3 separate regions of the Mus musculus genome follow, and all the other regions are linked to region 1. The links are chromatin loops, found by intact Hi-C in ENCODE. Cell type or tissue: heart. All regions are shown on one strand. Links, peaks and the distances in the headings refer to the core of each region. The heading gives the core; the rest is flanking DNA.

Evidence for each region. A loop is a pair of places that touch in the nucleus more often than their neighbours do. Peaks named below come from ENCODE experiments on the same cell type or tissue, not always from the same donor. Only the 100,000 strongest peaks of a DNase experiment are listed, where the experiment ranks them.
Region 2: it touches region 1 in a loop (3-fold over the local background); 2 of 42 quality-filtered maps call a loop at or near these places.
Region 3: a loop joins it to region 1, with 2.6 times the contacts of the local background. A loop is called at or near these places in 3 of 42 quality-filtered maps.

What each region holds. Positions count from the first base shown.
Region 1 is chr13:28,753,952-28,764,540 of GRCm38, reverse strand. All of the region lies in intron 3 of 2610307P16Rik (RIKEN cDNA 2610307P16 gene), which reads left to right. Among named protein-coding and RNA genes, the nearest start is that of Mir6368, 48 kb to the right of the region's middle. In heart, for the core only: no CTCF peak of the experiment used is centred there; a DNase peak (open chromatin) is centred at 6,530; H3K4me3 peaks cover 1,434 bases; H3K27ac peaks cover 3,496 bases.
Region 2 is chr13:28,514,733-28,525,321 of GRCm38, reverse strand. All of the region lies in intron 7 of 2610307P16Rik (RIKEN cDNA 2610307P16 gene), which reads left to right. Among named protein-coding and RNA genes, the nearest start is that of Gm40841, 99 kb to the right of the region's middle. In heart, for the core only: no CTCF peak of the experiment used is centred there; a DNase peak (open chromatin) is centred at 5,301.
Region 3 is chr13:28,496,946-28,507,534 of GRCm38, reverse strand. All of the region lies in intron 7 of 2610307P16Rik (RIKEN cDNA 2610307P16 gene), which reads left to right. Among named protein-coding and RNA genes, the nearest start is that of Gm40841, 81 kb to the right of the region's middle. In heart, for the core only: no CTCF peak of the experiment used is centred there; a DNase peak (open chromatin) is centred at 5,184; H3K27ac peaks cover 1,516 bases.

The DNA.
Region 1 (10,589 bases), core at 1,805-9,804:
AAGGGCTTACATTAACGATTTTAATCTATTTTGAGTTAATCTACATATACTACAAGCTAAACCTCCGGTCTCATTCCTTGACATGTGGCTCGCCAGTTCTCCCTGGTACCCTTGCTGAGGAGGAGACCTTTTCCCTTTGTGCTTCCTTTCCCTTCCTGGCTGTGTGGATGACATTACAATAGCTAAGGTTCCAGTGACCCGTGTATCTGTTTCTGTGCTACCAGGAACCAGTACTGAGTACTCAACTTTGTAATAGTAATTAAGGGACTGAAAATCACTTGCAGCCCCTTCTGTATAAAACCATAGTAGGTCCATTTTAATATCTCTAGTCTTTTTAAGAGAAGGTTTTAACTCCCAAGAATGCTCTTGGTAGACTTTATTTTCATTTTTATTTATTTATTTACTTATTTATTTATTTTTTGTTTTTTGAGACAAAAATTAAAGGCGTGTGCCACCACTGCCTGGCTCTTGGTTGACTTTAAAGACTTCATTGCAACTGATCACTGAATAGTAGTTATAAAGTTAAAAATCGCAGCTAGCTGCCGCGATTTTTTTTTTTTTCCCTTTTCAAATGTGCATTGGTGTTTTGCCTGTATGTATGTCTGTATGAGGGTATTGGTCCTCTGGAACTAGAGTTACAGACAGTTGTTGAGAATTGAACCTGGGTTCTCTGGAAGAGCAGCCAGAGCTCTTTTTTGTTTGTTTGTTTGTTTGTTTTTTTGTTTTTCGAGACAGGGTTTCTCTGTATAGCTTTGGCTGTCCTGGAACTCACTTTGTAGACCAGGCTGGCCTCGAACTCAGAAATCCACCTGCCTCTGCCTCCCAAGTGCTAGGATTAAAGGCGTGTGCCACCACTGCCCCGCTCTTAACATGTGTGCCATTTCTCCAGCTCTAGGTGCTGGGATGTAAAGATGGGACACCATGGTACCAAAGAATATGCACAGCCAAGTGTAGATAAAAAGTTACCAATGGTAACTTTGTTTAAAAATGATGTTTGCAGAAAACCTGGTAGGTGAGGCAGGGGTATAGTATTCTGAAACCACCCGGTTTTGCTTTAGAAGTGCTGGGGTTATAGGCCTCCACTGTCAGAGTTAGCTATTTCTATTAAAAAAAAAAAAAGAAAGGAATGTTCTTAACCACTGAACCATCTCCCTAGCCTTCTCTAGCTTCTTAAGAATGGCTTTTTGAAACACAAGATTACACAACAAAGTGGATTGTTAGGGTGTGTAATCCAAACACTGGGGAGGCTGAAGCAAAAGGGTAACGGTGAGTTAGAGGCCAGCCTGGGCCACACACAGAGACTGTGTCTCAAAACAAAACAACAAAGCACAAAATCCAATCAAACAGAGCCAAAAAGAGTTTTCCAAACATGAGCTCTTCACTGTGAATAAATGATAATTATTATTTCCCTTCAGAGACTCAGCATATTTAGAAGTACTTATGACCATAAATGTAACTTCTCCAAAACATAGAGTTTGGTTTGGTTTGGTTTGATAAAGTTTCTGGTTCCTAGGAGATGTAGTGGGAGTCTGGGGCACTAGGGGGAAGAAATGTAATATTTACAGAGCATCTAGTATACCATTTCATTTTGGCTTCCTAGCCTCAGGCAGAATGGTACATAATAATGAGAAATTTGGGGTTCAGTTTCCAATGAAGATTTCACCCCAGTGGTGGCTTGAATAAAAATGGCCCCCAAAGACTCATGGGAAGTGTGTAACAGTGTTGGAGGTGTATCTTTGTGGGAGGAAGAGTGTCACTGGGGGTAGGCTTTGAGGTTTCAGATGCTTAAACCACGCCCACTGTCTCTCTTCCTGCTGTCTGTAGATCTGGATGTAGAAGGCTCAGCTACTTCTCCATAGTCAAGTCTGCCTGCATGTAGTCATGCTTCCCACCATGATGACAATGTTCTAAATCTCTGAACTGTAAGCCAGCCACCATTGAATGAGTTGTCGTCATGGTGCCACTTTATAGCAATAGAAACCCTGACTGGAGAAAGTAGCTTTCTTCCCTGCGACTCCACAGCTAAAGCTTTCCTTCTGTCACCTGGGAACCTAGCCCACCCCCCCTTTTCTTAACCTGGTAGTGGGATTGGTGTTTTGGTACACTGCCCGGTTTTGAAAGACTCATACCACAGTGACTTACAGAAAACATGTTGACTGCTATGTGCACCTTAGCCTGGCTGCTCTTGGCTGTTTTGTTTATAGAAGCTTCAAGCAGGATTCTAGCAGGTGACAATCATGGTCATAACGATCCCCTGATCTGCTGTAGGAATCAAATGAAGAAACGTGTAAATGCAGTGCTGTGGTGTCTGGTCCATGCAGATGATTAATCAGCAGTTGTTGTTTTACTTAAACTGGGGTCTTTCATGCACTTCCTTTTCCAACATGAAATTATTAAGTAAATGATCATTTTGTAAGATAATTTGCAACCGGGAACTGTGAATTGGCCATTTTTTATTCTTCATGTTCTGAACAGGTATTCAGACTTCAAGGTAAGCTCAGCTGCCTTGCCTTGTATGTGGTGTTCTGGGCCATCCCTCACCTGACTCTAGGGTGGGGCAGATCATGTTCCCTCAGGAACATGAAAGCCTCAGGTGCCAGGCTCCATACAGAAGTGTATGCCATGTTGTAAAGGGCATCACGTTTATATCTTAGCAAGCTGGTTCACATAAGCAGTGTGACTGTTGGGTAGACAGAAACCTCTGAGGAGACCTTGTGTATCATTCACATATGTCCTTCTCTCTGTTTTTTGTTTGTTTGTTTGTTTTTGTTTTTTTTGTTTGTTTGTTTTGTTTTTTTGTTTTTTGTTTGGTTTTTTCGAGACAGGGTTTCTCTGTATAGCCCTGGCTGTTCTGGAACTCACTTTGTAGACCAGGCTGGTCTCGAACTCGGAAATCCGCCTGCCTCTGCCTCCTGAAGTGCTGGGATTAAAGGTGTGTGCCACCACGCCTGGCCTCTCTGTTTTCTTTTGGAAAATCATGACTTGGAAATGCTTGCCTTGTTAATGCAGAAAGCATTTCTAACCCCTTGCTCTTAGGAGTGGAGCTGTCATTGAGGTCCCAAGATGGAAGCTTTCATTCTGATGTTATGCAGGAACCATCTTTTCTAAGAAGGTCCTAGAAAGGGCATCACTGCACCCTGAGCCCCTCAATTGTGTCGTCGTCGTCGTCGTCGTCCTCCTCCTCCTCCTCCTCCTCCTCCTCCTCCTCTTTCTCTGGGTTTTGACCCATGAAAACTCCCAGGCGACAGAGAAATGAACGGACTGATTCTATGAAAGGCATTTCAGGGTCATCCCGAAGAGTCTGCATTTGAGGCACTTAAACGCTAAAATATTTGCTGACAGGTATTATTCTACTTCCAATGAACTGTCTTTCTGATCACATGGTACTACTGTGTTTTGCATCCAGAAACATATCTTTTCCCCTTTAGTGCAAAGGAATTGGCACCAGTATTAGTCACTGATAGGCTGGCTGAGATGTTTCTACCTGTCACTAGTGATGACTGATGGAGATTCTTTAGGTAGAAGATACCGCCAGGTCCTTGGGATTCTGTCTTATCTGGAGTTTTGCTCCTTAGTTTCCAATTCCAATTATGAGTAACTCCCTGTCTTGCTAGTAGTAGCCATAATCACATTACAGCAGACTTAAAACTTGTCATTTCTCAGCTCAATTTTTTTTAAATAGGGTAAACATTTTTATTGAATGTAAGATTGCTTTCCTTTATTAGGTTTTAAATGCTTTAACAAGGTTGCTTTTGTGCAGTAAGTACTGGACAGTCATGGAAGGCAGAGCCTGGCAAAATACTCTACTCATCTCACACTCTAGAAAGAAAAAGGGGAGGAGGAAGCTGGGACCCCATAATTCCCTTTGGGTGCATGTTTGCTAGTGACATATGGGACAACTCATAGGGCTCCTTTTCCCAAGGGCCCAGAGAACCTTCTAGTGGTGGCATTCTAGAGAGTAAGTGCCTAACACTTGGGCTAAACCTTAGCAATAACCATTGTTGGAAAATTCAAATGTGTGGCAGCTAAGTAATTCTAAGGCCATCCAAAGACCCAGAGATACTGTTAGAGTTGTTTGTTTGCTTGTTTGGGGTTGAGATACATAGCTTCCTCCCCGTTTCTATTTATTCTCTCTCTCTCTCTCTTGCTGACTGTGCATCCCAAGAACTTGATATACTCCTCCTGCCTCTTCCTTTCCAGTGTTGGGATTACAGGCATGCACCCCCGTGCCTGGCTATCAGCTTTAGATTCTAGTTCATTTGTGAGCAAACACTTCATATTAAGTTCACAAATGTGATTTCCTGGCTGTAAATAATTCTGTATACACTAGTGATGGGAATCAGTAAGCAGGTCCAGGATAGTGACCTTGGAGGGACTGGGAAGAACTCAGGTAGCTGGCCATCCAAGACTGTTACTGTAAATCTACTTCCTGTTTCCCACACCTTGACTAACTTCTGCCATCAAAAGGAAAGTAGAGGTTAATTAGCCTCTGTACTGGAATGGTCCATTTTACGGATTCATTGGCTCAGCTCTTGAAGCCTCGGCCTAGACCTCAGAGTAGAAGGCTGGAGTCTGAATAGGTCTTCTATTTAAATTCTTGTTTGTCCTACCCTCCTTTTGTGCTTCATTGGTCCTAGGAATGAAGAAGGGAGATAAGAGGTTGAAAATCAGATTCTTCATTTAGAGCGCAGCAGTACTTTGGAATTCTGAGTTGTCATTATTGGGTCTTAACTTCTTTTAGCTTGAGAAAAGACAGTGTTTCTGAGTGTTATACACGGTGGGGGTGGGGGTGCAGTGGGACCTGAGTTGTATGTAGCAAGGGTATGCATCATCTATTTGAGACTATATTTTTTGAGAAATACCATTTTTGATGCCAACAATTGTGATTGATATATTAGGCCAAATCATAAAAGACTGCCTATCTTTTGGTGTTTCATGCCTTTTGAAACAGTTCAGCCTTTTTTGTTTGACTTAAATGGAAGTCAGTGAGTTAGGCTATATGAGATCTCTATTTCTCTATTTGGAAATACAGGGTGACCTAGGGTTGGTTATGTGCCAACTCATGTAGTGTGTGTGTGTGTGTGTGGTGAGGGGGGGAAGAGAGGGGAGGGGGAGGGAGAGGCGGGGAGTAGGTGATTATATTCATGTGCCTGGGGTCAAAGGTCAAAGTAATGTTTTTGTTAGTTGCTTCCCACCTTTTCTTTTTTGAGACAGGATTTTTCTTGGGAGCCCAAACTCACCAGTTGAGCCAGGCTAGCTGGCTAGGGAGCCCTGGGGCCCTCCCACCTTCCTTTCCCCAGCTCTTGGATTTCTGGAGCACACAGCTGTGCCTGTCTTTCATGTGGGTGTTGGAGATCAGACTGAGGACATCATATTTGCCCTTGCTCAGTAAGGACTTTATGGACGGAGCCATCTCCTCGAGCCTGATTTTTTTTTTTAATTTATATTTCAATCATTAACAGAACTATGACATAATCATTTTCATTCTTTGGTTACTGTTGAGTCATTTATGAAAGATCTGAGACTTTTTAAAAGAAAGATTGATTTTCTTGCACAGTCACTGTGTATAAACTTCTATGCTTATACCAGACCCTTTCACACCAAGGGTTTGTTGCTTATTGATTCGCGCATATTAAAACCAGGATATGAAAGAGTCAGTTTACCAGTATGAACTAGAAAACCCTAAAGAACTTTAAAAAGAAAGAAGGAATGAAAAAGCCATCTGGGGCCTGAGCAGCAATTTGGGGTTTACTGATGCTCTGGTTGGCAGGCTGTCTGGGCAGCTGGATCTAGGTTGCACCCTGAGTATTTTCTCTTTCCATTTGGACAGGCATGGAGGTGTTGAGTCCGTAATCTGGACCTTGTGAGAGCCAAGTCCGTGTTATGGAGTAGTTCTGTTTTGCACACGGTTGTCCTAATTTCCCCTCTTCTTTACTTGCCCACTAGAAGGGAAAAAAGTAATCAGAGGTGTTGCTGGGTGGAGCCCTCCTTTGATTGCAATGCCCCAGGGGTTTCTAAGTTAACAAATTAAAGCTTTAGGGCTGACTGAGCCGCTTGCTTGGTCTTGGTGGGCGCAGCAGCTTTTCCGTGCCTTCTCATGTTCCTGCCCTCCCTTCCCACTCCAGAAAAGAAACTGAACTCAGAGGCTTTGCCTGAGGAAAGGCTGGCTTGAGGAGCCGAGGGACTGATGACCACAGCTGCAGAGAGGGAAGGCCAGCATATTCTTGGAAGGTGTGGGATGAGAAACGCACTCCCTTCCCTTCCCTGCTTTTGCAGTCATGCCTGGTGTGCCTCAGAGCTAGGATACACGGGCGGGGGAGGGTGGAGCGTGGGGAGGGCTAAGATTAGGGAGAGAGGAGGTGAAACTCTCCTGGGAGTTGGAGACCAGAAATAAACATCCAAAGGAGCTGGGACAAACCCTCTGGCTGCCCTCCTGAGGTTCAGGGGTGGATCAGGAGGGTCCGAGCCAGGGAGGCAGTAGCCTGAGTCTTGGAGGAGGAAGATCTCGCTGGCTGCCTCCTCCTCCTCTCTGCTGGGGTCCCTGAAGCCAGTGCAGGAAGTGGGCGGGATTCTGCTAGAGTTTATTGAAAAAACAGCTGCCTGGCTCCATTTCCCTCCCCCACAACGGCCCATCCTCGCTGTGGCTCAGGATAGAACTATGCTGTAAACTTTGGCATGAATCAAGCATGCTGATACTCTCTCAAACAGCAACTTTTTCTTTCTCTCCCCCCTCCCGCTTTTTTTTTTTTGGCACAGAGTCATTCGTTTGAGGCTGGGGGAGAGGAACAGAAAGACTAAATAAAATGTGGTACAGTGGTTCTAGAAATGATTTGATCTGGTCCAGTAAAGGTCCAGAGTTCACCGACTGGACCTGAAGGACCCAAGTGAGAATAAGGTCAGGAGCCAGTTTTTGAAAGTGGTGAGCAGACGTCAGGACTTGAAGGCCTGCTTGCTCTTTTTCTGTTACTGTCATAACGTCTTGGACAGAATCTACCCTAGGAAAACACTGTCAGTGCCTGTAAGTTTGTGACTTCGTTTTTTTGACCAAGAATTGCTTAGGAGGTTGAAGGGGACAGGAAATAGCTAGGAGCCAGGGTACCACTGGGCAGAAGTATATATGTGTGTGTGTGTGTGTGTGTGTGTGTGTGTGTGTGTGTGTGTATGTGCGTGTGTTGATTAGGACCCGCAGATGGCAAGCAGCAGCTGTTTTATGGTGTGAATTGTTTGCTCAGAAGATTTTCAGAAGCTAATTCTCCGTGGAGGTTGGTTTGCCAAGTGACTTGTTTCCTTTTTTCTTGTTTCCCGACCTATTTTCCTCTTTGTGTGTGTGTGTGTGTGTGTGTGTGTACCCTAGCTGACCTTGAGGCTCTAAGAGTTGCTTAAAACCTGAGACTGTTAAGTTCTGAGAGGGTTGCTTGCACCAGGAGGCTCCTGGCTCAGGTTTACTTCAGACCTGAAGGTGAGGGCGGATGCAAAGGAGAAGGCTGCAGAGGGAAGGGCTTCCCCTGTCTTGTCTGAGATCCGAAAGGCTGTGCCTGGCCCCCCTCTGCTCTGGCTTTACTGTGAACTCTTGCTCTTGCGTTGACCCTTTCCCTTGGCCTTCTATTAAACCTGACCTGTGTCTCTTCCTCCACTTAACGTGAGAGAATATTTTTTTTTTCAGGGACATTTATGAGTAGTGAGTTAAGATGTCTCTAAAATTCACTAGTGGTAGAGGCCTTAGGGCATGGTTAACCAGTTCTGTTATCCCCCTTCAATATTTTCTTTCTGTTAATACCCCATGTGTGGCTTGTATTTGCTTGAACAACTCGAGAAAGCATCCTCAGCTGTATTGTAGGAAGCAAAGTAACTCTCACGCTCTTGCATGAAAGCATGACACAGAGTCTGGGGCCCTGGGATGGTAGAACTTAAAAGGCCAATTAATAACATTTATTTGTTTTTGTTTTTGGAGAACCCAGGGCCTTGTGTATGCTAAACACAGGCTCTTCCAACTCTGGTCTACATTACTTATTAGTAATAGAGGTTACTTATTATTGTTATTGTTTTGTGTGTGTGGTATATGGTGTGTATGCATGTGTATGGGGTCATGTGTATGCGAGTGTACATACAGGCCAGAGACTGGTTATTATTGGTGTCTTCTTTAATTATTATTACTTTTTAGATTTAATATTCATTTTTATTTATTTTATATTATGTATAGATGTGTATGCATGAGCATGAGTTTGTATTCTTAAGTGCAGTGCTCACAGAGGCCAGAGATGTCAGATTCCCTGGAGTGGTCGTTAGGCACTTATGAACTACCAGACATAGGTGCTGGGAACAAAACTCAGTCTCTGCAGGCACATTGCGTGCTCTTAGCCCCAGGGCAGTCTCTTTACTCTGCAGTCCCCTCCACTTTATTTTTGAGGTAGTGGTTCCACTGAACATGGGACAGTGAACTGGAGCTCATTGCTTCAGCAAGATTAGCTGGAGAGCCAGCTCTAGGGATCCTCCTGTCTCCTTTTCCTGGCCACTAGAATTCCAGAGGCCTGTCACCATGCCTGGCTTTGTTCTTGTGAGTTGGGATAGAACTCAGGTCTTCATGTTTGCATAGAAAGCACTTAACCAGCTGAGTTCTCTCTCTCCAGACCAGAGCTGTCACTTCAGTGATTAATTTCACAGTGTGTGCACTGCATTTTGTGGGTACCTTAAAAGATACACTTTGGCCCAGTATCGTGGCACGTTCCTGTCATCCCAACACTTTCACAGTAGAGGCACCAAGATCAGAAGTCGAAGGGCAGCCTTAGCTACATTATACAGACTTTGAGGACAGCACAGGCTAGATAAGACTCTCAAAAAACAAACAAACAAACAACCCAAAGGCATTGAAACAAGGTAGAGCAAACTTGTTTCTAATTTATTGATGCACACATGAAATCTCTATGTAGAAAGCATGTTTAATATAAAAGGTCAACATTTCTATCTTCTATCAACAGAGAGAGGTATGGAAGTGGAAAGTCTATGAGGAAATGTTAAACACTGAGATCTTGCTTTCCTTGGTAGGCAGCATTGTAAATTTAGATTGGAAAGCATAATTGAAAACGGGAGCCTGCATGTGCAACATTATCTCTGCAAAGCATGTACGTTTATGTGAACCTGGATATGATCAGTAGCTGAATGCAGGCCACGGGCACATACAAGTGTTTTCTTTTCATGATCCCTCTCCTTAGCTTTTCCACAGTGAGCAAACACCTATTTTCCCCCCTTTCTAACATGTAACCGTTATTAAAATATAATGAGGTAGTGAGGAATGACTCTCTTGTCTACTTTACTTTCTGACGTGGTTCAATGAGTGTGAGAATTCAACAACCTTAGTGGGTGGAAAGTGGCTCTTCCAGGGGACCCAACACCCTCTTTTGTCCTCTGTGGTCACCTCCCACACATATGATATGTAGATACACGCACACATAACATTTATACATAGACACAGACACGCATACACAGACACACATATACAGCATGCACACATAGGCACAATTACAGACACACAGACACAGACAGACATACACATGACAAATCTTAAAAGACTTTTTAAATCTTCAAGAATTACTGTTTTATGTTTGTTCGTGTCTATAAGACTTTCAGTCTAGGAGAACTCTCCCAGTTCTACTTTAATGTGGTGAATCCTACTCCTGTTTTTAGTTTTCTTTGAGACAGGATTTTAGGTAGCTCAGACTGGCCCTGAACTCACCATGTATCTGAGGCTGACCTTGAACTCCTGATTATCCTGTATCCACCTCGTATGTAATTACAAGTGTGTACCACCATACCCAGCAACTAGAGTTAGTTTTGTTCATAATGATGTAATGTTCTTATTCTGCCATGTAGGCTACCCTGGAACTTACTATGTAGCCCTGGTTGGCCCTGAATTCATGACAGTTGTGTTTTTGCCTCCCACACAAAGGATAACAGGTTTGAGCCTCCAGCTCATCCCTGCCTTTCATTTTAAATACTTATTTCCGTCTTTTGCTGAAGCGCTCAGCTCTTCTTTTTCTTGGATTCAGAGGAAGTTCCCTTTTCCCTACTCCCATTATGCTTCTGCTTTTTTTCTGGTTTCTTGTTCCTCCATCTCCTTCAGTTGTCCACTGCCAAATATCTACTGTTCACTGCCCAGGAGACTATCCGTGACGCTTACTTGACGATGACTCATCACCAGAAAGCAGAGGTCACCTTTAAAGTTAAGTGCTTCTTGTGGACCCCATATTTGGCAGTAAAAATTGCAACCAGGCAGGAGCAATTTCAGTTCTCAATACATGCTTTTAATTGTTCAGAGATGTCTATAAAATATACTATGGCAAATTAAAATCGCTGTTTTTTAGTTTTGTTTTTTTTTAACCAAAAATGTGCTACCTAGAAAGCAGCTTTCTCTTGAATACGACATGCAGTGGCTGGCTCAAGCCTTTACTGTCTGGAATGATCAAGCTGTACTTGACATATGGTGCAGAGGTACCCATTCTGTATCCTTTTGTATCTTCATTCCAAGAGCATCTGAACTAGAAGTAGTACTACACGTGTGGTGGATTGATGGTGTCAAGTCCGTGCCATTCGTG
Region 2 (10,589 bases), core at 1,039-9,038, 240 kb after region 1:
AAAAGTCTACCATGTCTACTACCTACATATCATGAACTGAACCTTTTGAAACTGTGAACCAAAATAAATCCTTTCTCCTTTAAATTTCCACCAGGTATTTTTATCATAGTAATGCAGAAAAGCACACGTGTATTCTTGGTCTTATTTAGTTCTCCTGATATAAGAGGTGAATTGTTGTCTTCAGAGTTTATATACTGTTTCTATAGTGAAGAACACGGGCATCATGGTATGGCTTTATTTCTCTTTATATACTAATTCAAACATATGGGAAAGAGATAGCGCTCTTTGCAGCTGACTTAATGCTGAGTGTCCCAGTGTGTTTGAGGTATTTGCATTTCAAGATAACATGGTTTATCTATATATTAGATATTCTCATATGTAGAAGGTTTATCAAAAATATAAGTTTTAATGATAACTGTGGTGTGACTGAATCTTTTGCATAAATGTAGAAGTAGGCCCAGTGGCAGGTTGGCTAGCTCAAAGCATAGGCTAGTTAGGACTGTGTTGGGTTCCTGTTACATGTGCTCCAAAGCATTGCCTGTTTGTGTACTTGCAACGCATCGTAAAGCTAATGGAAATTCAGTGAGTGTAATTCCTATCTGTGATTTCCTTACATGAATATAGATATAAAATCCATGTTTAAGGACAGTTCCACAGTGACTCAGCACATTATCAGAGTGTAAATGTGACTCACATTTTTGTAGAAACTGTGCTTCAGATTTTGGGTTTTGTCCCAGGTTAGCAGTATGTGGTGAAATGCTCTGGTAATGGTGACTAGACACAGGGAGCCATGGCTGACCATCAGTCATGTAATTATGAGAGGAAACCGACTGTAGCCCATATGTTGAGTATTAGGTGCCTGGTCACCTAAGGATTCTGCCTTTTGTCAGTGAGTTTGTGACCCCAACCTCCTATGTTGTCTGAGGCATGGTTTCTTGCTTGTTCTTGATTCTTGAATATATTGATCCACCAGACCATGGGCTTCCAGAGATTTTCCTGTACCTGGCTCCCATCTTGTGATCAGTGTACTGGCACCACTACATCTAACTTTCCATGGGTTCTGGGCATTCAAACTCAGATGGTCAGGCTTGAAGGACAAGCGCTTTACTCAGTGAGCTATCTCCCAGTTTGGATCATCTTTTGATACTGCCTTCTAGATCCCCAATGCACTGAATCTTTTGCAGAGATATGATCATGGAGAAGCATCTCTCCTCTTCAAGACTGCCTTACTTGTATAATCAAAAGTTAGGGCACGTATGAAGGTGATGGTTTAAGTGGCATCTCCTGTCATGTACAGATATGCTGTGTGTACTTCTGTCTGCACACTTAGTATGCACTGCTCAACAGAGCAGGCACCTTCATGGTTCCATTCAGGAGGAGAACCAGACACAACAGGATAGATCACTCACCAAAGTTATGAACCTAGTGGGGTTTGAAGACCAGAACCATTGGCTCCATTACCACCTTGCAATACTACTCAGTGTGCCAAGTTAATAGCCCATGGCTCCCTGAGAACTTTGGCTTGGGCTTTAGTTGGCATAGGAAGTATTTTTAGGAGTACATATCTACTTATAAGCTTGTACTTTTTCATTAATTTTAAGTAGTATGCCTTGGTTTTAGGACTATAGCTTTAAACTATAACTGGGAGGATTGTTAGAGGATAGGAAAGTGTTTCAGTGGTTTGGTCATTTAGAATAGTCTGTCAAAGTCCTCTAGGTGTCCTTAAATTTCAGCTGGGTGTAGCGACCCTGAAGTTGTGGAGAAAGGGAGAGGATTTTGTGTTTGTATATAGTGTTCTGTTGGCCTTCACCTAGAACCACCCTTAATGAAAAAGCAAATCTCGGGAAAGCTGGGAAAGCTGAGTTAAAGGAAATACCAAGTCAGTAGATTACCAAGGCTCAAGTTTCATGCCTATGATTTATTATGGTCTTGATCCTTGTCCTAATTTACATGAAGCAGTTTATTATTTACTGATTAGAAATTTAAGCTTTTTTTATGTAGTATTTGAAATAATTCTGTCTTTAGAGTTGTTTTATGTGTAACAATTAGAGGGGTGTGTGTGTGTGTGTGTGTGTGTGTGTGTGTGTGTGTGTGTAAAAGATTCTTTTCATTTCAGCCCTGTCCTTTGGAACTGTTTTTTTTTTTTTTTTTTCTCATTTGTTCCCTTGCACTTGTTTAGCAGAAACTCTCAGAGCCCCTATAAGCCAAACCTGAAGGCATTTGGTTTCAGGTGGGAGAGAGTCGAACTCTGTTAGTCTCCACAATGTATAAAAAGTGCTGTTTGATGGTGGTGGTTACAATTAATATTTGAGTTTAATATTCTCGTTAGTCAACAGGAAGTTTGGGTAGGTACACGAGGCTAGAGATGACCAAGAGACAGCAAGGCTGGAGTACCAACGAGACAGGAAAGTGATGTATCTCACCGCTAAGTTAGTAAATCATCCCTATGGCCAGCTGTTTGACATGAAGAAGATGCTGCTGTTCAGAGCCCTTGCATGCTTTTATTCAAGTGTTGTGGGGTGGGATGTGCTCAGAGGTGCTGAATACTGTTCTTCTTCTCCCCTTGGTCCTTGCTGTGTCTCCTCCTTCTACATTCTTCTTGTTCTTTGGAACAGTTGTTTGTTCCACAGAAACTTACTGAGCAGCTATGAGCCAGGTCTGGAGATTTCTCTTTCTCCTTCAGTGTTTCCTGTTTGGCTTGATACATTCGAATTTGCCTAGCTGTATCCCTACAGAGGGAACAGGAGTAACCCGAGCCACATCCAGTGCACACCCAGTGCAGTACGTTTTCCTGTACTGTTTTCTGATGCTGCTTCTTGATCGTCCTCCTTGAAATTCTGTAGCTATGTTGTTGCATACAAGCATTTCTTTCCTTGTTGCCTAAGAACCCATCAATCACTGCTTCTCTCATTTTTTTTTTTTTTGTGAGCTATCCTTCTCCATAAATATGGCAGCCCATTGCTAGTACTTGTTGGCTTAGTACCTGAAATGTACTCATTTGGGGTTTTTACTGGGACGGCAAAATATGCATTTAACTAACTTGTAACTCCCAGGAGAGTCTTAAAGCTGCCTGTGACAAGATGTTAAATAGTTTGTGTCTGTGAGAAACTTTGCAGATGGCTGTGTATGAAGGGCATGGTATATGTTTTGACTTACTGCTTCTTCAATTATGTTCCATAATTGAATTCAGTTGAATTTTCCATGATCTCAAGGGAAATGGTTTTCCCATTGTTAATCACAGATATCCTCAACTGCAGTGAGGACTGTAACTAACAAGGATCAACTGGGTAGAGTTCACTTATATTTTCATGTATGTTTAGATTTGGGTGGTGTGTATGCATATATGAATGTATGTTCATGAGTGAGTATGAATGTGTGCGTGCGTGCGTGTGTGTGTGTGTGTGTGTGTGTGTGTATCCATATCCAGCTTTATAGCTCCTGGAGATTTGAACTCAGGTCTTCATGCTTCTATAGCAATAATTCTTCATTTTTAATCACTGAGGCATCTTTCCTATCCCAAATTTACTTATATCTTTAAGAGAAACTCTGTGCACACATATTTGTTGAGAAACAAATGTCCCAGCACTGGGACATAATTAAAGTATCTATCTGTCTGCCTAGTGTGTGTGTGCATGTGTTGCATGTTTCTCGGCTGTGTCTGTGTATGTGCAAGTGAGTTCAGGTGCTCACAGAGTCCGGCAGTGTCTGATTTCCCTTGGAGCTGGACTTAACTTGACTTAACTGATGCGGATGCTAGAAATCAAACTCGGGTCTTCTGGAAATGGGGCTTATGCTCTTAACCACTGAGCTATCTCTTTCAGCCCTACTTAAGCAATTGAATTCTAATTCCCAACTTTGCTTACCAAATTAGATAGTCATACAAACATGATTATGTAAGATAAAAGAGTGTGGTGTAAACATTATGTAAGTATGATAGCATAAATAAATACACACAGGTACGGCTGAGCACACTGTTCCAATTCTAGATGATGATTTAGAGATATTATGATTAACTTCATATTTATCCTAAGGTTATTCACCTGAGGAAAAAGCACATTATTCTTGGCATACACAAAGAGCCCACATTTGGTTCTATAATTCATTCAGTGACTTAAACTTTTATAATTTATTCACTAAACCTAAGAAGCAATGTAGTGTTACATAATGAGTGAATTTAGTGTTGTGAGTAAAATCAATGCTCGAAGGATCCGTCATTATTCAAAATGAGCTGCGGGGCTGTGCTGTGGATTTGGTGAGCCTTTTTTTCCTTCTGCCTGCCTGTTGTCTTTTAGTCTCCTTCAAGTATCCTTCTTACCCTAACCCTCTTTGATGTAAGGAGGAGAGCACTTTCAGGGAAGGAGTCTTCAGGGTGTTTATATATTGCGTTCAGTGTGAGAATTCTGTTCAGCATAACAACAACATGGATTATTTAAGCCATTTCTCGATTTCTGCCCAGGCCTGAAACCAGCCTCAGTGCCTTTTATCAACCTTGTTGATCTCTGTGTGTTTTCTTCTGTGGATTGCACCGGGCAGGATCTTAGTTTTTCAATACATTCCTGTGGGTACAAGTGTATTGGCTGCAAGAAGTTTCCTTAATTTACCCAGTTTAATAAAAATGATTTGTGCTTTTGCTCATAGTCTGGCACCTTTCAGAGAACAGAAATGACCGGTGCCATGTGGTGTTCTCTGTACCAGACTGCTGAGCCGTTCTCTCCATGCCGCTTAGGGAAGCAGTGTTGGGAACACATGCAGGATGAGGTGCACCAGTCCCTGCTCTTCTTTCAACTGCATTTGCACAATCTCACAAGCGAACTTGCCAAGTTCAGTTTATGTCCTGGTCACCTCAGAAGGAACATTTGGAGTAAGAGTGCATGTCCAAAGTCTCCTGAGAGATTTTCTTCTGCTCTAAAGACACATCCCAGCCCATTACCCATGCAGCCCATGGTGAACAGAGTTCTTTGTACTTTATGGATGATGTGGAGTTGAAATCTTCCACAAAACAGCAGCTGCATGGAACTTGCACCAGGCATCACAGCTGTTTCTTCTGACAGGGCAGGACATGTTCTGTGCATGCTGGGGAATGACATCTCTGTCCTGGTCTAGACAGCACCTCCTTTCTTCTTTCTTCTTCCCAGACGCTCTTGAACCAAGTGTGACTACCAAGAGGAATCCAGGGAAACCTAAGATGTTGTGTGTGAAGCTCTTCCTGCAAACGACACACACACACACACACACACACACCCTGAGCAGATCAAGGTTGGCAGAGAGTTAAGCATGTGAGCAGGCACATCATTGTGAAAGGAACAGCTACAGGAAGGGACCTTTGGCAGCTCCATCTGTTTGGCAAGACTGGGACATGACCTGAGCTTACACTAAATTACCTCACGGCAAATTATTTTTTCACCAGGCACTGTAAATGTTTTGATGACTCCACCCCACTGGGTGCTGTGCAGAGGACAGATGATACATCAAAGACCTGCTAATTAATCTCCAGGTGTGGTTGGCTCTCTGCTTTTAGGAAAGAGTTAAACCCTCAGATCCTCCTCAGCCTCTCCGGTCAGTTTCTTTTATTTCAAGCTGGTGGAAGACTTACATAGAGTTTTTTTTTTTGTTTGTTTGTTTTTTTTTTTTTTTTTTTAAGCTAGAGTCAATTGACTCTGACACTGTTTCTCTGGTGTTTGTATTTGTGGGTGTGCTTGTGTGGGCATGGCTCTGTGACAGGTGGCCAGGATAAAGGTTTATTTTCTTTTAAAATGTAAACTGCAGAGGTGGAGGCAGGCAGATCATTAGAGCTCACTGACCTGCCAGCCTAGCTGAGTGGTGAGCTCCAGGTTCACTTGAGAGACCTTGTCTCAAAACAAGACAAAACAAAAATGTGGAGATTGGATGAGGATGGCATGACACCCTATATTGACATGTAGCTTTTACATGTGTATGCATCAGAGTACCCATGGAAACATACATACTTACATACATACACACATACACACACACACACACACACACACACACACACACACACACAGATAAACTCTATGTTAACTTCTTTTAGGTTTATATACGTCCAAACAAACAACCTTTTGGTGATTCATTAAGACTCTGTTATTTATCTTTTCTTTGTGGCTATTTTGGCAGTGAATCACCCACTGAAGTCTCATGCAGAGTTTGGTGTTCTACGGTCTGCTGGATTCCATACTGATCCCATTTTAAACTTCTGTCTGTGTCTGTCCTCTACGTTTATGTTAAATGTGAAGAGAAGACATTTTAATGGCAGCAAGATGTTATGGTTTGAATATGGAACACTTCTCTTCTCCGCCACACATGTGTTAAAGGTTAGGTCCTTAGAAGATGACACTGTTTGGAAAAGATCTGGAGACTTTAGGAGGTGGGGTCTGGCTTGAGGAAGAAGGTCACCTGGAAAAGAGTCTTTGAAGGTATCTTATGCTTTCCTATCTCCATCTCTCTATTTTCTATAAGTATTGAGAATGAAAAGGGTTCTGTGTTACGCATTCCCACTGCTGCAGTGTTCTTGCCAAGTGTGTGGGACTAAGCAGGTACGGACAGAGTCCTCTGAAACCTGGAGTCAAAATAAACATTTCTTCCTAGTTGTTTGTGTCAGATGTTTGCTTTTTCAGTGACAAGAAACGTATACAGACCTTAGTTGGAATCTCTTTCACCTCCATGACTGTAAAGCCATAGAGCTGAGACTGAGAGATGTTGCCAAAGTGCTTGTCACAAAAGCATGAGGTTGTGAGTTCCCAGCCTCCCAGAGCCCATCTTTAAAAAGGCCAAACAAAGCAATACATGTTTATAATGTTGGCGCTGGGGAGGCAGAGCACCACTTAGACTCGTTGGCTCTCCAGTAGAATTGAATACATGAGCTCCAGGTTCAGTGAGAGATTCAGTCTCAAAAAACAAGTGGAGAACAATAGAGAAAGACACCTAGAGCTATGATCTCTATACATATTTGTACACACAAAACCTATCCATAGTCACATGTACATTTATGCACATACAAACCATTAAAGATCCCCTCCCCCCAAGGGAGGTTTTATTCCTGCAACAACTAACTCTCTGAAGGGTTTCCCTATCCCAGAACTGTGGATGTTTGGGGGAATCATTGTATATTGGGAGTGGAGTCCTGTGTCCTGTAGACCCTTTCATATCAGCCTGGCCTCAGACTGTGAGATACTAACTTCCAGGTGTGGCATCCAGAAACATTCTTGGATCGATTCAGCTAATGGACAAGGGAGCAAAGACCTGTGAAAATGAACGAAGGAGCCGTTGTCCTTGTTAGTTTAATACCTTCATGCTTTCCAGGGAAGTGAATCCAGAGGCTTTGGAATCTGCCAGGCAAATTCCAACCCATCTACCAATTCTCTGTTCATTACTGATGGGAATTTGAATTTACTTTAGCGTTAGACATCAATCAGAGTCACTGAGAACAAGTATTGACTTTGATGTCATTGTGAATAAAGGCTTCCCAGCTGTTTATATAGCAGGCAGGACTGCCTGTGAAGGAGATACCAGTGGAGGGTTATTTTCACAGTTCTGCTGTTTCAGTGGGAAGACAAGATTTAAACGTGACTCCTTATAAGATTTAAATAGCTGAACCCATGACTGGAGTGAGAAAACACTACACTGTAATTTAGCCATTTTTGTGAATGAAAGGTCAGTTCCATGACTGAAACCCAAGTTGCACTGAGTTCATTGTCTCCGATAGTGCTCAGAACTGTCCAGATTATCGCCTGCATTCAAATCGGTTTGAAGCCCATCTCCTCTGCTCTGACTCTTCCCCCATGTTTCCCTGGGCCTCTGGTGTGGGATGTTTGTGGTGGCAGACAAGTAGAATCCTGTCACAACTGAGACTTCACGTGAAAGGCCTACTTGTCTCTATTTCAAAATTTCCTTTTTGCACTCTCTTCTCTCCTCACGTGAGCTTGCACACTTGCCAAACGTGTTCTGGCTGCTGCTTTCTGTCTCTTTCGGATTTTCCGTTCTTCCTGCCCTTGTTGCTTCTTGCCTCTCTGGCCATAGAAACTGTCAGGTACCTGGGTAACGCATCTTTCCAGTTTGAAACTGGGCTCTGTTACACCTGGGGCACTCTCTCTTTAACTATCTCTGCCTGAATCTGTCTTCCTGTTTCTTTTTCTCACTCTGTTTCTGTGTGTCTCTCTCTCTGTCTCTTTCTCTCTATGTCTCTGCCTCTCTGCCTCTCTCCCTCCCCTGCCCCCTCCCTGCCTCCCCCTCTCCCTGACTCCCCCTCTTTCTGCCTCCTCTCTCCCCCTCCCTCCTTCCCTCCCTCCCTCTCTCTCTCCCTCCCTCCCTCCTTCCCTCTCTCCCTCCCTCCCCTCCCCTCTCAAGCTTAGTGATCTTCACAGCAAATGAAGGTGAACGGTAGCCACATTGTTACTATACAGCCAACTCTAAGGAGCAGATTGGGCTGAGCTTTGAACAGCTGGGGCTGGGGGTGAGTCCCCCACTCTTCTAGGAGGAGTCCCAGAACTGTCAAGTCATCAAACTTGAAGGGGAAAGGGAAGGAGAAAGGCTGTGGGGTTAGTGGTTCCTCCTACAGGTATGTTTGGTTTTGCAATCTACTTTTTTTGTTTCCAAATGTTCGCTGGTTTGTGGATCTGACAGAGACTAGATTAATTGATTTCAAGAACTGCTGTGTCTGCTATAGACCGAACCACTCAGAGGCTGAACTGTGATTTTATTGTTCATTTGCAAGCACTAAAATGTTATCAGATAAGTGTTTTTGTTAAAATGTGTGGTGCTTTCTCACCCATTGCAACTGCTGGTTATTTAAAGGAGAATTTTGATACACAAATGAATCTAAATTCAACAACAGTCTGTTAGAACTCTTATGGGCTTTTGGTGGGTACAATAAATGAGAAATACATGGGCTAGGGAAGGTAACATAGAGTGGGTGCCCCAGGGAGCACAAGCCACCCTTGAAATGTGTTGTATTTGCCCATTCAGTAGGTATGGTACATGTGTGCATGTGCACTTGTGTTCTCATGTGTGCACATGTGTCCTTCAATAACTTGCTCTAAGTTAAGTTTTTTATATAAAAGTTGCTTTACTGTTTTGATCTCACACTTGCTGCAGCTTTCCATTTTCATTGTAGGCCGAGGTTGGGTGACAGCCACTCCACACCCGTCCTGGATGGACAGGGCAAGGGTTTTTTTCATGATACTTTTTCACATTGTTTTCCAAGATGAGTTCCCCCAGGAGAAGAATAAAGGGTTTTCCATTGGGAAGAGTCAGATTTGAGCTTAGCTTTGCTGTCCACCGTGTCTATTTTGAGAATTTGCTTACTGTTCAGATTCAGTTCCTTCCTGTGCAATTGGAATGTACTTGTTTACTTCATGCCATTTTTGGAAGGAGTACTATTAAGTAAAATAAAACATTGAATGTTCCTAAAATAGCAATGTACCCCTAGACATCTCTGTGCATATACACACTTCATTTTAATTTCTGTGTTTCATAGATGAATTGATGCCAATCTTTTCTTTTTTCTTTTTGTTGTGCTATGTATTAAACCCAGGACTCAATGCAACAAGGCAGGTGGCACTCTACTGCTGAGCCATACCTTAGATCCACTGGTAGATTCTAGCTAGGCTCTACCTCTGAGCCATAACCCCAGCACCTCAGATAGTAGGCAGGCACTCTGTAGTTGAGCCACCCTCCTAAATCCCAACTAATGGATTCAGACAGGCAGGTCCTTTACTGCTGAGCCATGCCCTCAGCCCCTCCCTGGCAGATCCTAGGCAAACACTATACCACTGCACTATGCACATAATTCCTCAATAGTGTACTCTGGACAAACTACCATTGATCCCTATGCCTAGTCTGATGCCACCCTTTTACTGGCCTACTGATGGGGTTACAAGCATTTTTGAACATACCTATTGCCCAAGACAGTGTCTTGACTCTAGGGCATGTCCTCCACATTTCTGTTTTGGTCTAGCAATATGGTGTTCTTTCGGAAATTATGAAACAGATGTCATAGAGAAAGGTGGGGAGAGAACTAAAAATCTTATAGTTTAGTTCATATTAAGTATGCTCCTTTAAAAAAGCAAACAAACAAACAAAAACAACAAAGAAACAAAGTCAGAACTTTGCAATTTGGCATCTAAACTCCTGAACATTCAATTTCCATTTGCCTACCCCCCCATCATCCTGGATACCCTTAAAATGGGGTTGATAGTAACTACAGAGTTAAAGGTATTCATAACCTTCATGTATTGAAGTTATAGAAGTGAGAACCCCAAATAATAATTTTCTTAAATGTAGAAGTTACATTTATTTTATTCAGCTTGAAAAACTGCATCCAAGGTGTATCCTCTTTGTGCACACAAACTTTTTAAATTTCAAAGGACATTCATTATCTATATAAACATTCTCTGTAATATCTGACTCTTGTCCTCTGTCAGAATGTTTGAAAAGTGGACACTACATCAGGTGGACACTACATAGACTTTCCTGGTACTGTAGATGTGACTAAGAAGGGCTGGGACTGGTAGTGAGTCTCAGTAAGTAGAGTCCTTGCCCACTGTGCCCGAAGACCTTGGTTTTAAGCCCAG
Region 3 (10,589 bases), core at 1,681-9,680, 260 kb after region 1:
TCAAATTGCTCATCTTTTTGCCTTCTCCATCTGAAGACTGTGAATACACATATGTCCCACCCTTCTCAATTCATTCGGTGCTGGGGGATTTAACCTGGACATCACTGCATGCTGGGTAATCACTGTACCAGCTGAGCTTCATCTCCAGACAGACTTCTGTCGTATTTGTAATTATCATGTGAGGTCATTAGTAAACCCACAACCCACTGAAATTTTCTCATGCCCCTTCCCCCCTCCCTTTATTTTGGTCCTTCAAAAATCACTTCCGAAAGCATTTAATCTTTCTGTAGTTCAGATCTGCCAATGCTTTTCTTCATAGTGTGCAATAATTGTAACAATAGTACATTTCGTTTTGAAATCTCCATGCATGTTTATCATGCTTTCAAACACCTCATACTTATGTTCCTTTTCTGTCCACCCTCTTCCTCCCGGTAACCCCTTTCCTTTCCCTCAGTGGCCCCCTTCTACTTTCAAGTCTGATTTTTAAGCTTAGATACGACACATGACGGCGGGGGGGGGGGGGGGGCGGACATGTAGTAGCTGTTTTTGTGAATTGGGCTTATTTCACCTAATATAAAAATCTCCAATCCCACTCGTTTTCCTACAAATAACAAATATTCATTCTAATTTTTCTGTATAAATAAAACTCAATTCTATATAGATACATTTTTATTATGTATTCATTTGTTGGCAGAATCTAGGCTGTTTAAATAACTTGGTTCTACGACTATAGTTTCAGAAAACATCCATGTGCACTGTATGTGTCTCTGTCTTGTGTCCATGTAGAGTCCTTGAGTTATATACCTAGAAGATGTATTACTGTGGCGCGTAATAATTCTGTTTTTACTTTAGTTTCTTTAAGGTCTTCCATACTGATTTCTATTGTAGTCAGACGAATTCCCATTCTCATCAACAGTATTTAAGGGTCTTCTCCAGTCACCTCCTATGTCCTTTCTATGTTTTCTTGATAGTGGCATCTATATTGAAAATAAAGATAAAACATTTAGAGAGTCATGTTATAACCCTGTACTTAAAAACATGGCTAAAATAACTATCATTATTGGGAGAGCAAAACAGGTCAATTCCTTTCAGCTTTATGCATCTGACATACAATAGTTTTTATTAAAACAGAGTCAAAAATCTTAGCAGGGTGTTACCTCACATCTTGTTGCATGGTTCTTTAATGTGAATCAAGTTCTACATCTGGCTTATGTAGTTAAGAAATTAGTTATCCATGATGTTGCATGGCTTTAATCCCAGCACTCAGTATGCAGAGGCAGGGTCAGGCAGGTCCTTGAGCTTAAGGACAATGTGGTCTACAAAGAATACTCTAGGACTGCCAGGGCGACACAGTGAAGTCCTACCTCGGAAAACAAAATGGAAGTTATTTAATCTGTTTTTGCCGTATCTATAGGATGTTGGTGGAAACATGAAGCTCAGAGGGATTTCTAGACTATGTTTGTACTGATTGGCAGGAGAGTGACAGTAGTCACAGTGTGCAGCTGTCTGGCACTCAGCAGGGTTTCCTTCCTATGAATGCTTTCGAGACTCATGGACCAACAGTAACTTGCTCCTGTTAGCTAAGATCTACATTTTATTTTGATTTTTCTACTTTCGTTAGTTTTCAGGATGTGTTCCTGAGTCTCGTGAGTAGCACATGGCAGTTGTTGTCACCTTGGGCTGAGCCGTGAAGATTCTCACCCTCCCTTGTTGGGGATGAACTCCGGGATTCTAAGGAGAGGTCAGCAGGTGTTTCACAGACTGTTCCTGTTGGAGGATTTGTCTGATACTCTTCTCCTGATTAGTCTGGGCTCTACATTTCCCCAAGGGTGAGTATGGAGGCAAACACTGTTTTCTTTCTTTTTGTTTTAAACAATGTTTGTATTTATTCGTTGAGAACTTCATACAATGTATTTTGATCTTATACTTTCCCCTCGTTTAATTTCTCCCTGGCCTCCACCATAACCCTCACCAACCAACTTCACGGTCTTTCTCTCTCTTAAAAACAAGTCAAATCAACAAAAGCATGGAGAATGTTTTGTGTTGGCTACTACCCCTGAGCATGGGGCCTGCCATGAAAGTGTGGTTGATATAGGCATTGTCACTCTACTGAAGAAAACTGATTTCCCTTCTGTAAGGAACTTTCATTACAAATCACTTTTTGGTTGGGGGCTGGGGGTCACTTTGTAGGCAGTTCCTCTTCTTCATGCTAGAATTTTGTCTGCCTTGAGTTTCTGTAGGTCTTGTGTATGCGATGTCACTGCCTCTGAGTTCATATTAGAAGCAGCATCTTATCTACTTCATGCACATACTGTTACCTTGATACTGTTACTCTGGATGTTGGCCATCATCACCCGGCTGAAGCCCTATGGTCATGGTTTTCTATTGTGAAGTCCCTATTTCTCTCTCTCTTTTTCCATGATGAAAACCTTTGGAAGGAAGTCACTGCACTCGCTCATTACAACGGTTGGCAGGCTTAAATGAGATGTTGAATCCACTGGCTCCAAACCCAGGGCTTCAGAAACTCTCACTAACATTAGTTATCTCTGTAGCTGCTACTCATGCACTAATCCCTTCAAGAAGTAAACACCGGTTTTCCTGAGCACTGCTTCCTCATAGTTCAAAAGTCTCTCATCAGTCAGTATTAATTAAAAAATAAAAACGAAAACAGTGTATGAAGCCCTTCCACATGAGCTGACTGTAGACAAAGATTTTCTAGGATGCTCTAGGCTCACTGTGTGTCACCTAGTGTCAGCAGACTGCTAGACTGGTATCATTTTCCTGCGTCCTGATCCTTGAGATGGAATCAGCCATTGTGGATGGCGATGCAGGCATGGAGACAAGGGGAAAGCAATTTAGGAATGGGATCTGTGTTATGGTGATATATATATATTTTGGTTAGGTTTGACAACTTTTGGATGCAGCTTCGGTTTCTTAGGATAAACTCTCTTTAGCACTCATCTCTAAAATGGTTCAAGGCAGTGCAGTTGTTGCCAGAGGAGCTCACTGAGCTTGGATAATAACACTCAGTCCTGTCTGCTGGAATAAATAAAGAACAGCTGGTCTCTTCTACAAATACCGTTGGCATGAATTTTTTATTTAAGTCTCTCAGTGTATCTAGTAAACAGCCATATCTAACATGAAGCAAAGGCTCCCAAGTCTCCTTCCAATAAATTCCCTTCACTCCTCTCCATTGATGAGTTCAGGGTGTAGGGCAGGGTTAATGACCAGAGAAGGAATGTTGGGAAAAGTAGTTGGGAGCTAGAGAAAGTAGGCTCTTCTTCTGCCTCCTCTCCCATTTAAACCTCAGCTTCTCTCTAAAAGATAACACATTTTTTTTCAGACTATTTCTTGGGAAAAGGAGACTCAGAAAGGCACCTTTTGGCCATTCTCCATGTACTAGGTAGAGAGAGATTTATTCATATTAACATGATTCTCTGGACCCAGACTGCTTACTGGGAGAAAATTTCTATTCACTGTAATGGGTAGACAGTGGCAGGAAAGTCTCTTAGTCCCTTTTGAACGGCAAGTAATGACATTTGTCTTCATGTCCTAACAAGCTTAGTAGAGACTGAACACCCTTCATTTTGTTGTAGAAAACAAGAGATGTGTCCAAAGAACATAGCTAATGTTATTCTCCTCCTCCTCCTCCTTCTTTTTCTTCTTTTTGAGATAGGGCCTTGCTATATACTTAGGCTAGCTGGCAATTCAATCCTCCTGCTTCAGCACCTGCTCCCCATCACCCCAAGTCCTTTGGAACTGTAGCTCTGTATCACTAACCTTGGCAGTTAACATTCTTTTAAATAGCAGAATGAGATGTTCTGTACCTGCTCAGTTAACTCGGAGTGTTAAGTAATAAAGACAATCACTGAGCAGGCTGTAAGCCTGTATAGCAGACGTAGGTTCATAGTGTGTGTGTGTGTGTGTGTAAGTGTAAGACAGGATCTTAATGTCTAATCTCAGCTGTCAACGTGTGATTTAGACCCACTGTGGAAATCAATTCATGTCTACAAGGCTCCTTCGTAAAAAGTTGAACAGAGCTTAGAAGACCCACCCGAATGTGGCTGCAACATCCCATGGGTTGAGGAAACAGGAGAAAATGAGCTGAGCATGCCATGGTGGGTGCCATGTGACCAGTTGCCTCAAGCTTCTACCACCATGCCATCCCTGCCACCACGGACTGTATGCTCAAACTATGAATGTAGATAAACCCTTCTTTCTATACAGGGATGGTTTCGTATGTTTTGTCATGGCAATGAGTAAATTGATTAGCACAGGGCCCATAGCTAGGAGTGACGGCTCACATTCATAATTCAAGCCATTGTACATCCCTGGGGCCACTGAGGATGTGCACAGACGTATTGAGAGCCCTCATCGGAGATGCTTAATGGCGTTTTTCCATGGAGGGCAACATGGCTGTGAGTGGCCTCAGATGGTGAGGTCCTAGCTAGCCCTTCTCAGCTGACACTGTTAGTGTTCCCCTTCCTTACTCCTCCCTTTCACACTACATCAGTGGGAACACATGGTGGGTGGCCAGATTGGTGAACAGTGTGCTGTGGAAAGACCTCCTGTCTTTGAGTCCAAGAAGCGGGAAGTGAGCTCAGTTATTCTGTCCCAAGGTTCACGTAACCATTATCCAGCCTGTTCTAAGAGTGACCATTTCTATCTCTGGAGAGATGTAGTCTGGGAGGCCTGGAGCCCCGTGAGATGAAGCAGAGATGTGTCCATTTATGATGGTGGACATAGTAGGGAGTCTGTACACAGATCGAGAATGAAATGATTAAGGGTACGGTATATTCACATAGTGCACACACATGTGAAGTTTGTCCCAAATAACCATCTGATAGACTTTAATACCAAACTACTGATTGAGTGCCAACAAGAGTATCTTGAGAGCACACAATGCTTAATTTATATTTAGGGAATTTCCGTTGCTTGTCACAGGGCTTGTAAAATTTAAACAGAAAAGAAGAGCAGGCTCTGAGAAGGTGGGTGGGGAGTGTAGAGACCTGGGCTGTGGCTGCCAGTATTCCTTTAATGTAAAGCCACCTGAAGCCTTTTTGTTTAATAGTAAAGTAATTCCCACATGGTTTCCGCTCTTTCAAAGTCAGGCCTCAAAAGCGCTGTCTGCTGTAGCCTTGGCCTCTGCTTGCCTCTTTGTCAGCTGATGCTTCCTGTCTGCTTGCTGATAGGAAGTGTAACCAAAACACACTGCTGCAGGGGAGTTCCCAGGCTGGGATGCCTCCTCCCAACCTAGAAGAGAGGGCTACCTCCCTCCCTCAGGGGCCACCTCCCTCCCCCAGGGGCACATGTTTCTCTGGGAGAGACTGTCCCAGTGCAGAGCCCACTCTGAAAGTGATCACATGCTTTCTTTACTGTGAGCACATTCTAGGCGCTTCCCAGCTTAGTTAGTTTTCCCCCCATCTAAAGCCTCAATTGCAGTAAACTTTATCCCTCTGAGGAAAATACTTTTTTTGTTGTTTTTGTTTTTTGTTTTTGTTTTCCTTTGAAAGTTTGAGAAGTGCTCAAAGATCCTTAGAAGGGCAAATGCTTAGTAAATAGTAAAACTTGTGTGGATTTCTCTGATCATTTGTACTTTCCTTACACAAATTCTACCTGTGACCCCGTCTGTCCCTCACCCTTTAGAGTTTATTCTTCCCTGTGTTGATGGAGTTCACGATAAACCCAGGAAATCAGTTAACAAATATAGTCCGACTGTGCACTGCTTGCTTTCCCTCCAGAATGGTGTGCCATGAGTTTGTATTAAGTGTTTGTGCCATGTCCTACTGTTAATGTCGTTAAAATACCGTGAGGTGATGAAGTCACCTAGGTGGTCAGAGGACTAGGATCTTGGCTCTCCTCCATTGCTTGTCTAAGTTTTAGAGCTATTTGTCCATTTTCAAAATGAGATCGGTGGTGCTCATCTTTCTATTTGAGTTTTAGTTTTTTGTTTTGTTTTTTAAATATTTTTCTTCCCACTCAAGTCACTTAAATCTTGGGAAGTCTTTCAGAGGTACAATAGGGCATACACAGAGAAGATCATTTTGCCCTGACCAGTAAAGATGCTTTCGAAGCACTGCAGTCAGTCACTGGCTTTTAGAGTGGACCAGATGAGTTTGAGAGCTGTGAACTTTGTAGCACTCCCACAAGGTCCCTTGGTACTGTCATTAAGTAGCCTAGTTTCCTCGTAATGTCAAATGAGAAAGAACATGTTGAGAACAGAGCCAACCTCAAGAAGAACCTGTGGCCAAAGGGTTTTCATGAGCCTCAGAAATCACTTATGGGAAACCCTATCAGGAGGAAATTATCTTATCTGCTTGAAAATTAAATGACAGATTTTGTCTCTTATATAATCTGTCCCCAAGAGGTGTTTCCTGTGTATTTCTAGAAGTTCCTTGTCTAAGATGCTAATTCAGAGCCTAGGACTTTTCTTGATTTTTAATTGTCAGTTACTTACACCATGGCTTTGAGTCAAATGGAAACAGAAGAACCAGCCATGATCCCAGCACTAACCTATAGAAATGTCTATGTGGTTTCAAATCTGCAACACCAAATTTGAATGCTCATATCACTTGTTGAAGTTATAATTGTCGTGGGTGTGAGTGAGCGAGTGCATGTCCTGGGTGTGTATGTATGGGTAGGTGGATGGGTGGAACATTTGTGCATGAATGCACGTGGAGTTCACAGCACAGCTTTGTGAAACTAGTTCTCTCCTTTGACCATTCTGTGGGTTTCGGTTCCAGGGGATCGAACTCAGGTCATGAAGCTTTTTGTCAGGATATCTTAATCACAACACCGGGAATGAAATGAAATAATGTTCTGTGTCATTTATGAGTGAAAGATAGCTGTTCCTCCTTTGAGGTTGTCCTGTTTAATTACTACTGTGCTTCTCTTGATAACTCATGGACATGCTATACATAGCATTGCAAAAGGCACTGTTTCCTCCTTCTCTTCTCCCTCTCTTGATTTTTTCCCCAACTTTTGATAATTCAAGACTATATGGATATATCCTGCACAATCATGTCTGAATATTTCTACACTTCTCCCATTAAGCAATCACTAGTGTGTAGTATCCTGGGTGCTCTACAGGTCCTTCTCAGTGTACTGTGTAACTATGCTTTGATACAACCATTGCCAGTTAAAAATGATGTAAGGCAAAACAAACAAACAAATGACTTTAAGCCACCCAACCTCCTTAGCATCATAACTTATTAACACAGTGCACTGAGAGTATGTGTGGTTCACCCTAATGATCATGGTGGTCAACAGAAGTATCAGCAGGGGGGATTGTTTGTTGTCATTGCTCAAGACAACATCAAAGTCATTTACCTAGCCTGATAAACGGTAGAATTCAAAGTTGGAAGTATGATTTTTACTGATTATATATTGCCTTCATGAGATCCTAAAGTAATGAAAACAGAAGTTAGACCATCTTACACACAAGGGATTATTATTGATAATGCTGTTGGTTAGAGGCAGCGTAGTATTTGTTTTGCTGTTGAGTTAAAAAATTATTTACAGACAGCTGCGCTTACATGGTAGGGAATGAAAGTGTACCTTTTCTGTTGTTGGTTTTCAGTTATAATATAAATGTAGCATTTCTCCCTCTCCTCTTCTCTCTCCAAACCCTCTCATATATGACTTAAAACTTGAATTGGAAAGCTGAGGGTTTTGTTTATAGCCTTGACCTTTTATGTAAATGTTTGTTTCTGTGTCTTGTTTAGAAGTTAATGTGATTTAGAATGGCAGACTACATTTAAAGACTTCAGATTCTCACCCATGGCTTCACAATAATATACAGAATTTGACGATTTCATTCAAGGAGAACAATAGTTGGTCCTGATCCCTATATCTAAGTTTCCATACTAAAATCTGTCTTTGGGTTGAAATATAGCTATCTGTGTTTTGGATCAAGAAAACGCAGGTAGAAGTGCTACACCATGTAGAATTACTTAATATTGGCAGTCAGCTTTTAACCAGTAAAAGTTTTATTTCTTGCAAGAACTAATTCAGAACATATAACTGCATATGACTCTAGCTATTGTGACTGGAGCTGTTAAGATAGTTTTCAGAATTAGAAACTAGAATACAGGTCTGGAGAGGTGGCTCAGAGTTTAAGAGCACTGGATGCTCTTACAGAAGACCCTGGTTCAGTTCCCAGAACTCATATGCTAGCTCACAGCCATCTATCTGTAACTCCAGTTCCAGGAGATTTGACATGCTCCTCTGTCCACCAAGGACAGTAAGAATGCATATGTTAGCACTTAGGTAAAATAACCATATACAGAAAAGAAAATGAAAGATAATAATAAACAAACTAGGGTACAAACAATAATACTCCATTGTTGGGCATTGGGCTACATTGCACGCAGCTATATTTATAGTTTTTCATACTTACGTTTTAAATTCAATAGATTAAAAAGTAGCTACCTTTTTTGATTAGATAAAACCAGCTATAGCTCCAAAAGAAAGCATTAAACACTATATTGGTGGTCAGAACCCAAAGTGAAAGCATTGTCCTTAATATAATGATATTGCCACATCTCCATGTATTATTATCTCCACTAGGTAGAAGAGACATGGATAGTAGGAGGACTGGAGACAAAGCTAATCCAGTTTGTCATTTTAAGTAAAAGTAGAATTCTTTGTTCATATCCAGTGTAGATGTGCTAAATTATCTATCTATCTATCTATCTATCTATCTATCTATCTATCTATCTATCTATCTATCATGCATCTATTATCAGTTTTCTTTGATTAAGGCAGTAATATTCTCCCAAACTTTATATGAATACATCTCTGGGCCATATGACATTTTCTCATCTCAGGATTCATAGGTCAACGTTTTGCTAAGTTACCCATTAGCTTTTCTTTTCTTATTGGTGACATACATGACAGTGAATTCTCCCCTAGCTTTCAATCTAGCTCCAGTGATGAGGAGCATCTCTGAATTATTCTAAGACAAAGCAAACCTTTCTTCGCTACAGGAAGTATATGACCAGATAGAGCACTGAGATTTCAAGCAGAAAGCTTGTCCTGGGAATATTCTTTCAGTCAGAACTCTTAGGCAAGTTCTGTCTCCTGCATGGTCCTGTCTGCTGTGTCAGCAGCCCTGCTATCTTGATCTTTATCAGGCTCCTGCTGCCGATGTCTACATTGTATTTACCTTGGCTGCCTTGCCTTTAATGATCATAAATAGGAAAGACATGGGCCAAGAGTGTAGCCAAGAATGCCTGCTTTGTCATTATAGGAGGTTACCACACCTCTGATGTATGATGGGGCAAGTCTTGGTTTTACCAAGCCATGCTCTTTAATTATTATTTATTTATTTTTTCTCTTATATGTATGCTTTGTCTCAGTGGATGTCTATGTACCATGTACATGCCAGGTGCCCATGAAGACCAGAAAAGGGGGTCATATCCTCTGCAACTGGAGTTACAAATGGTTGTGAGTCTCCATGTGGGTGCTGGGAATTGAAGTTGAGTCCTCTGTCAGATCATTCAGGGCTTTTCTGAGCCATGTCTCCATCCCCAGGTTCTCTAGTATCTATTTTCCTAAACCCTTCCACTTTAAAATAATTTTTTGAAATATAAGATGTTAAAAATTAGGGTAATTTTTCTTAAAAAATGTTTTTCCAAATTGTGTTCTAAGGAGTCGTAGGGAGAAAGATGCTTCTGGTGCCCTGGCAGAGAAAGGCAAGGGAGGCGAATGCAGAATCAATCCCTGGACTGCCAGAAAGGAGAGCATGCAGCAGAGGCCTGTGTCTATGCAATGAAGATTTTTACAGTTCCTATTAGGAAAGAAAGTCTTATGGTCCCATTCTGAAAACCAGTGGTCTATGCCATCTTAAATTCTGCAATATCCTTCTTCCTCTCATATTCTAGTTGGACAATTGGTTTGCTGTCATCTTCTATAACCCACTTCCTCAAACCATTTCAAAGTGAATTTTGGCCTGAGCAGATTTCTTTCATTCGTCTGTCATGCCCTCTCAATATTTTATATCCTTTGTTACCTCGAAGCCATATGGTTAGATTTAGATTTTTGAATAGTTCAGTAACTAAAGGTAGGAAGGAAGGAAGGGAGAATGGTCATGTGTGTATTTATCTGTTTGTTCCTATCATATATTTTTAAACTATATCAATACACTCACACACACCACTCATGTTAGGAGCCATATAAAGCTTCGGTTCTTCTGTATGTACGGGGGGGGGGGGGGAAGCAACATACTTCCCAGTCATTTTTATATACTTTGGAGGCCAAGCTGGATTCTAGATGCTAACAATATAACAAAAAGTAAAAATGCAGGCTCCTCATGGGTTTTGTTTTGTGATGAAAGAAAATGAATAAAGACCAAAATAAAATGTGTAGTGTGTCATTGATAATACACATTTCAGTGAGTGCAGTGCCAGATAGCAGAGGAGCTGGCCATCTTGTAAATACCCACTGTGCAAAGTTACAAGCAGGTGAAGCAGATGATCTGGGAGCTTTCTGTTTAGGGCAGTGGTTCTCAACCTTCCTAATGCTTCGATCCTTTAATACAGCTCCTCATGTTGTGGTGTCCTCCCAATCATAAGATTATTTTATTGCTA